Linked DNA regions of Homo sapiens: region 1 is linked to region 2. Evidence: chromatin contacts called from ENCODE Hi-C or POLR2A ChIA-PET data. All regions are on one chromosome and are shown on one strand. Each heading gives the region's core, a stretch centred on a gene start or an enhancer-like site at or near the end of the contact. The rest is flanking DNA. Distances are from core to core; before and after follow the strand shown.

Region 1 (3,774 bases), core at 1,226-3,725, 160 kb before region 2:
CAGGCTGGTCTCGAACTCCTGACCTCAGGTGATCCACCTGCCTCGGTCTCCCAAAGTGCTGGGATTACAGGTGTGAGCCACCACGCCTGGCGTAAGACCTCGTTTCTTTAAAAAAAAAAAAAAAAAGGCCGAGTGCGGTGGCTCACACCTGTAATCCCAGCACTTTGGGAGGCCAAGGCAGGAGGATCACCTGAGGTCAGGAGTTCGAGACCAGCCTGACCAATATGATGAAACCCTGTCTACTAAAAATACAAAAATTAGCTAGGCTTGGTGGCATGTGCCTGTAATCCCAGCTACTCGGGAGGCTGAGACAGGACAATCACTTGAACCCGGGAGGCAGAGGTTGCAGTGAGCCAAGATCTTGCCATTGAAATCCAGCGTGGGCAACAAGGGCAAAACTCCATCTCAAAAAGAAAAAAGATTCAATTTATTTGATTCTTAGTAGCATCAAAATAAAATGAGCAGTTTACCACAGAAGATATAAGGATGGCAAATAAGCATGTGAATGTGAATTAAATGAGAAATGCAAATTAAATCCCCAGTGTCCAGTGGAGATCACTGCATCCTTGTTGGAATTGGGAGGGCTGGGAGGGAAGGCTTAACAGGGGCAGGAGGAAACTTCTGGGAGTGACGGAGATGTTCCCCATCTTCATCGTGTGATGCTTTCATGGGTGTGCATATGTGAAAACTTATCACATCGTACACTTTAAGTAGGTGTATATCAATTTTACCTCAATAAAAACTGTTAAAACATTCAATTTAGCTGATGCTATGAATAACTTACTGTTAGATTTTTAAAAAGTGTGATGATGATTGCATTTTTAAAAAGATTCTTTCTCTTTAGAAATGTATACTATAGAGACCGGGCGTGGTGGCTCAGCCTGTAATCCCAGCACTTTGGGAAGCTGAGGCAGGCAGATCACCTGAGGTCAGGAGATTGAGACCAGCCTGGCTAAAACGGTGAAATCCCGTCTCTACTAAAAATACAAAAAATTAGCCGGGCATGGTGGCGGGTGCCTGTAGTCCCAGCTACTGGGGAGGCTGAGGCAGGAGAATGGTGTGAACCCAGGAGGCGGAGCTTGCAGTGAGTGGAGATTGCGCCACTGCACTCCAGCCTGGGCGACAGAGTGAGACTCCATCTCAAAAAAAAAAGAAGTATACTATAGAGGCCGGACATGGTGGCTCACGCCTGTAATCCCAGCACTTTGGGAGGCTGATGCAGGCAGATTGCCTGAGGTCAGGAGTTCGAGACCAGCCTGACCAACATGGTGAAACCCTGTCTCGACTAAAAATACAAAAAAAATTAGCCGGTGTGGTGGTGGGCACCTGTAGTCCCAGCTACTTGGGAGGCTGAGGCAGGAGAATCGCTTGAACCTGGGAGGTGGAGGTTGCAGTGAGCCAAGATCATGCCACTGCACTCCATCCTGGAGGCAGAGCGAGACTCTGTTTCAAAAAAAAACAAAAAACAAAAAAAAACAAAAAAAACCAAATTGCATACTACAGGCTGGGCATGGTGGCTCACGCCTATAATCCCAGCACTTTGGGAGGCTGAGGCGGGTGGATCACCTGAGGTCAGCAGTTTGAGATCAGCCTGGCCAACACGGTGAAACCCCGTCCCTACTAAAAATACAAAAAATTAGCTTGGCATGGAGGCGCACACCTGTAGTCCCAGCTACTCAGGAGGCTGAGGCAGGGGAATCGCTCGAACCTGGGAGGTGGAGTTTGCAGTGAGCTGAGATCGCGCCATTGCACTCCAGCCTGGATGACAAGAGCAAAACTCCATCTCAGAAAAAAAAAAAAAATCATAATTACTATTAATTGGTGGAGGGGTGTACAATGGTGATATTGTAATTTTGTCTTTTGAAAAGTCCTTACTTTTCAAGCAGGACATGGTAGTGATACAGGAGTGAAGAAGAAGTTACTTAGGCAGATAGTGAGGGTAAGGGAGCCCTCATTAAGGTTTTCCTTTTTTTTTTTTCAGATGGAGTCTCGGTCTGCCACCCAGGCTGGAGTGCAGTGGCACAATCTTGGCTCACTGCAAGCTCCGTCTCCCGGGTTCACGCCACTCTCCTGCCTCAGCCTCCCCAGTAGCTGGGACTACAGGCGCCCACCACCACGCCCAGCTAATTTTTTTTTGTATTTTAGTAGAGATGGGGTTTCACTGTGTTAGCCAGGATGGAGGTTTTCCTTTTAATGAAAAGCAGCCTCAAATCATTTTCCTTTCTAACAAACAGCAGCCTGTAAAATGGAACTGCAGACACAGATGCTGGCAGTTATGTCAATCATGTTCAAGACAGAAGCTCCATCTTCCCTTCTCTTTGTCAGCCACATGTACAGTACAGTAAGGAGCAGACAAGATAGCACCAGCCAAGGGGACAGAAAGTTCCTTTGCATAATAAGATTAGGGTGGGGTGACCACCCTTCCTGTGCACTGTGGAAACATCATACCTGATCGAACCAATCTGTGAGCCCTATGTAAATCAGACACCGCCTCCTCAAAACTGACTAAAAAATCCAGCACATCTGCTGCCTGCCAGTCTTTTCCTCTTGGAAGTCCCCTCTCTCTTGCTAGAGACAGAGCTGTTTTCCTTTCTCTTACTTTTGCCTATTAAACCTCTGCTCAACTCTTGTGTGTCTGTGTCCTAAATTTTCCTGGTGCAAGATGACAAACCCCAGTTCCCCAGGCAATGTAGCTGCTTCAGTAGCCTGTGCCTGTAGCCCCAGCTACTTGGGAGGTTGAGGTGGGAGGATTACTTGACCAGGAATTTGAGACCAGCCTGGGCAACATGGTGAGACTCCATTTCAAAAAAAAATTTTTTTTTAAGAGATTAATGCTGAAATATTTACCTATGAAAAATATGGCAGCTTGGCTGGGCGCAGTGGCTCACGCCTGTAATCCCAGCACTTTGGGGAGGCTGAGGCGGGCAGATCACCTGAGGTCAGGAGTTCAAGACTAGCCTGGCCAATATGGCAAAACTCCGCCTCTACTAAAAATACAAAATTAGCTGGGCATGGTGGCACCTGCATGTATTCCTAGCTACTCTGGAGGGTGAGATATGAGAATTGCTTGAACCTGGAAGGCAGAGGTTGTAGTGAGCTAAGGTCGCACCACTGCACTCCAGTCTGGGAAACAGTGAGACTCTGTCTCAAAAAAACAAAAACAGGTCAGGCGCGGTGGCTCACACCTGTAATCCCAGCACTTTGGGAGGCCGAGGCAGGCGGATCACAAGGTCAGGAGATCCAGACTACCCTGGTTAACATGGTGAAAGCTCGTCTCTACCAAAAAATAAAAAAATTAGCCGGGCACGGTGGTGGGCGCCTGTAGTCCCAGCTACTTGGGAGGCTGAGGCAGGAGAATGGCGTGAACCCAGTAGGCAGAGCTTGCAGTGAGCTGAGATCGCGCCACTGCACTCCAGCCTGGGCGACAGAGCGAGACACCCTCTCAAAAAACAAAACAAAACAAAACAAAAACAAAAACCAAATAACACAAAAAATAACAAACATTCTATTTCAGGAGCTCCACGCACATTCTTTACAATATTTGAAACTAGTTATTAAAGTAATACACGCACATATTACAGAAGCATTTTTTATTTCTTTCTTCATTTGAGACAGTGTCTCACTCTGTCACCCAGGCTGGAGTGCAGTGGCACCATCTCAGCTCACTGCAACCTCCACCTCCTTAGTTCAAGCAATTCTCCTGCCGTAGCCTCCTGAGTAGCTGGGATTATAGGCATGCACCACCACACCTGGCTAATTTTTGTGTTTTTAGTA
Region 2 (3,603 bases), core at 698-3,197:
CTGTCACCCAGGCTGGAGTGCAATGGCGCAATCTCTGCTCACTGCAACCTCCGCCTCCTGGGTTCAAGCTATTTTCCTGCCTCAGCCTCCCGAGTAGCTGGGATTACAGGCTCATGCCACCATGCCCGGATAATTTTTTGTATTTTTATTAGAGACAGGGTTTCACCATGTTGGCCAGGCTGATCTCCAACTCCTGACCTCGTGATTCACCCACCTCGGTCGCCAAAAGTGCTGGGATTACAGGTGTGAGCCACCGTGCCGGCCTCCCTCAACCTCACATAATTTTTAATGAATATGAATAGCATAATTATTTAACTATTCTCCTACTATTAAACATTTGTTTGTGTTTTGAAGACATTTTTAATTTAAAAATTTACGTATCCTTGTGCATTAAAAATTAGTCCTCATTTCAGATTGTTTTCATAGGATGATTTCCTAAAAGAGGAATTACTAGGTCAAAGGATATGATCCTCTCTAAGCCCCTTCTCGTTTAGACAGAACACTCACTGACAGTCAGTAGACCTCTCTGCTGAAGAAGGCACACACAAGGACTGTTGATATCATGCCCTTGGTTCACTGCTTCTAAGAACAATTTACCACCATCTGCTAGCAGAGTAGGTGGTCATTACTTTGTATCTTCCTTGACATCAGCTCCTTGCAGCATTGTATGATTGAAACATCTTGAATTTGTATTCCAGTTCTCCTTATACCAGCTGCAAGACTATGGACAAGCCATTCAACAGGGTCTTCAGTTTTCTGTATAAAGTGAGGGTAACAGAGCCTACAGCATTGGCAGCGTGTACTACCTGTGATATAATCTCAGGAAATGATAGCTACCACCCTGAGGCAGGTGACCGTGCTTCTCAAAACCTGCCCAGTCAGTGGTCCAGACCATTTTGGTAGATGCACGGGTGACCACTTCACCTTGGCTAAGAAATACTTGTAGGGCAAATGAGGGCCAGAACCTGAATTTATAGGACAGGATTCCCACCTTTCTGTTGTGTCCACAGGTAGGTAGGGAAAAGAGCAGTATCATAATCCCTTTCAAACAGGAAATTTATTTGAACACCTTCTCAGCTTAGGCTGCCCTCATCTTTCCTTGCATGACATATTCATGATACGTGCGTTTCTATCACCTTTGCTAAAAGAAATAGATACTGCATTACGCTTTTCTCATATGAGTCAGCTCTTTTCAGAATTGCTTCTAACCACAGAGAACTCCTTACAGCTCTCTGAGTGTTGTTTGTGCACCTAGAATACAAATTGACATGTATAAACTACCCTCATGTGGACATTACATTCACCTCCTTGCTGCCAAGAAGAGAAGGTGGAAGTCTCTTTTCCTTTCTGGTGTTCTCATTCCCCAGAAAGGAGAATCCATTCAGCTAGTATCAGTGCCTCTGTGGGGGGAGGTTCTTCTCAAACAACACCAAAGCAGCGTGGATAGGAGCACTCAGGGGCGCAGCGGGGTGAGGGGGGCAGAAGGTGAAATATCTCTACCGTCTTATGTTTTATTTAAACCATTCTCACAATTTAAAAAAATGCTATTCTGCAATATGTCCATTTTACTTTAATATTAATTTGTTTTAAATTGCCAGATTAATTATTTAATTTTTCCTCCCTGATCTCTGGTAAAATCCATGCCCTAAGAAGTTAAGCCGTGGTTCTTCAGTGGCTTGTAGTAATTGCAAGCCCAGGGCTGTTCGGAAGCAGAGAGAAGTAGCTGTATTAGCTGTTCTCTCCTGAAGAAATATCACTGGAGGTATAGAATAGCTAAAACACCTTCCTTGTCTTCAGAGAACTAGCTTGGGTACATGTGACCAGAGGACAGGCACAGAGGCTTAGATCGTATATTTGCTAGGTACCAAGTAGAGTTACATCATAACATTTTGAAACTTGTGTGAATTCAAATGTACTTGATGTGGCTAATTATTTTTTAGGGTGTGAGACTGGTTTTGCTTGTCACTTCACTCAGCAAAAGTATTTATCCTTATCCCAGTGAGTTGGAGATGAAATGGGAGATGTAGATTCTGCCCCTTCCTTGTGAATATCAACTTTCACACTCTTCTTGTAGCAAGCTTCCTGCTGGTTATAAACCATGTGTGTTCACACATGTGTGTACATGTGTGTTTAATAACATGGTGCTCACATGCAAGCCATCGTCTTCCTCTGATGTCCTAGAGGAGAAACAGTAGTGTGTTCTGACCCTGGAGGAAAAACCAGCTGTGTTGGCTTCACTGAGAGACGCATGTTCTCCAGTGTGAAGAAAGAAGTTTCAAGGGTAATTTTAACTAAAGGCAAAGTTCAGCTTTAGCGTCCCCACCCCTTGCCCCATGCGTGAATACTCTGTTGTGACTCCAGTCTTAGATGCTTTCCCTGAAGCCAACTGTGGAAAGCATCTCAGTTCAAAGATAAGAAAACAGTTGCCCAGAGAGGCATGTGGCCTTCCAGTAGTAGAGCTGTCTACCCCAGAGTGTACACACTCATTCCATTGTGCCTTCTGCTCATATGATGTTTGTTAACTCTTTTAAATCCTGAACCAGTCAAAACCACATTTTTTAAAAATAATCTAAACAGCATTTAGCTAAGGCCTCTAGAGAGCTGAGTGCAAGGTGTGCCTGTGCTCTTTCCAGAAACGGCAGTGATTTATGCCTGCACTCTGGCTTGAGTTGTGACAGAACAGGCTCCAATGGGTGTGTGTTTAGTGCCTTGTCTGTGATTTTCAGGATACATTCAGGTAGCTGCTTCCTAATGCATTCCCCAAAGAGTGTGCTTGTGGGCAGAGCATGTGCTGGGGAGGAGGGCCAGCTGTGAGCGGGGGAACAGATGACTCAGCATTCCAGCGGGCTGCCTGCCCAGGAACTCTCACCATGATGGCTTTAATAACATGGTGGCACATTGCCTGGTAACCTGAGGGTTGGTGGGGTTTGTTTCTACCTACTTTACCGAAAAGCCCTCTATCAGCTGTTGGCCAACCACATCAGGGTGGGGTAAGATATAAACTTGGCTCTGCAAGCTGACTTTCTTTTCTATTTTTCATGCCTCTGCCTACATTTTAACATTCATTCTCTTTTTCTTTCTGTTTTTTTTTTTTTTTTTTTTTTTTTGGACAGTCTTGCTTTGTCCCAGGCTGGAGTGCAGTGGCGCAATCAAGTGATCCTCCCACCTCAGCGTCCCAAGTAGCTGGGACTATAGGCGCACACCACCACTCCAGACTAATTATTATTATTATTATTATTATTATTATTGTTTTTTTGTTTGTTTTTTGTTTTTTTTTGTAAAGATGGGGTTTTACTGTTTTGCCCAGGCTGGTCTCTAACTCCTGGGCAGGCTCAAATAATCCAAAAGTGTTAAGATACAGACGTGAGCCACTGCACCCAACCTGCTCGCTTTTCTCTTCTCATTTATATACTATGTAAAGGTGGAAGCTGGATAGTTGACTTCCATATCATGTCCTCAAGGGAATTAGTTACTGAACAGATGGTCTTTTTTATATTAGTTAAAATTATTTTGTTTGCAATTCAGACCTCTGGACTATTTCCCTGGGTGCCTCATAGCAGAAGAATCTGTAGCCATGGACCTCCTTGCCACAGATTTGATTTT

What was found. Hi-C counts contacts between places; a loop is a spot of excess contacts on that map. ChIA-PET counts read pairs that join two places held with the same protein, here RNA polymerase II (POLR2A). Pooled maps may share reads with other maps.
Region 1: a loop to region 2 is called in a pooled map, with 3 times the contacts of the local background. The contact joins two enhancer-like sites. A Hi-C loop is called at or near these places in 2 of 50 pooled maps. POLR2A ChIA-PET finds 5 or more read pairs at or near these places in 3 of 52 experiments (HCT116 and WTC11).

What each region holds. Positions count from the first base shown.
Region 1 is chr16:14,656,937-14,660,710 of GRCh38, reverse strand. The region is part of intron 5 of BFAR (bifunctional apoptosis regulator); the gene reads right to left. Among named protein-coding and RNA genes, the nearest start is that of BFAR, 26 kb to the right of the region's middle. Within about 2 kb of position 2,475, at least 4 of the 41 ENCODE cell types and tissues checked have a DNase peak (open chromatin) inside an H3K27ac peak, as active enhancers do.
Region 2 is chr16:14,500,940-14,504,542 of GRCh38, reverse strand. All of the region lies in intron 21 of PARN (poly(A)-specific ribonuclease), which reads left to right. Among named protein-coding and RNA genes, the nearest start is that of LINC03107, 74 kb to the right of the region's middle. RefSeq lists enhancers at 2,677-2,971, 2,697-2,991. Within about 2 kb of position 1,947, at least 32 of the 41 ENCODE cell types and tissues checked have a DNase peak (open chromatin) inside an H3K27ac peak, as active enhancers do.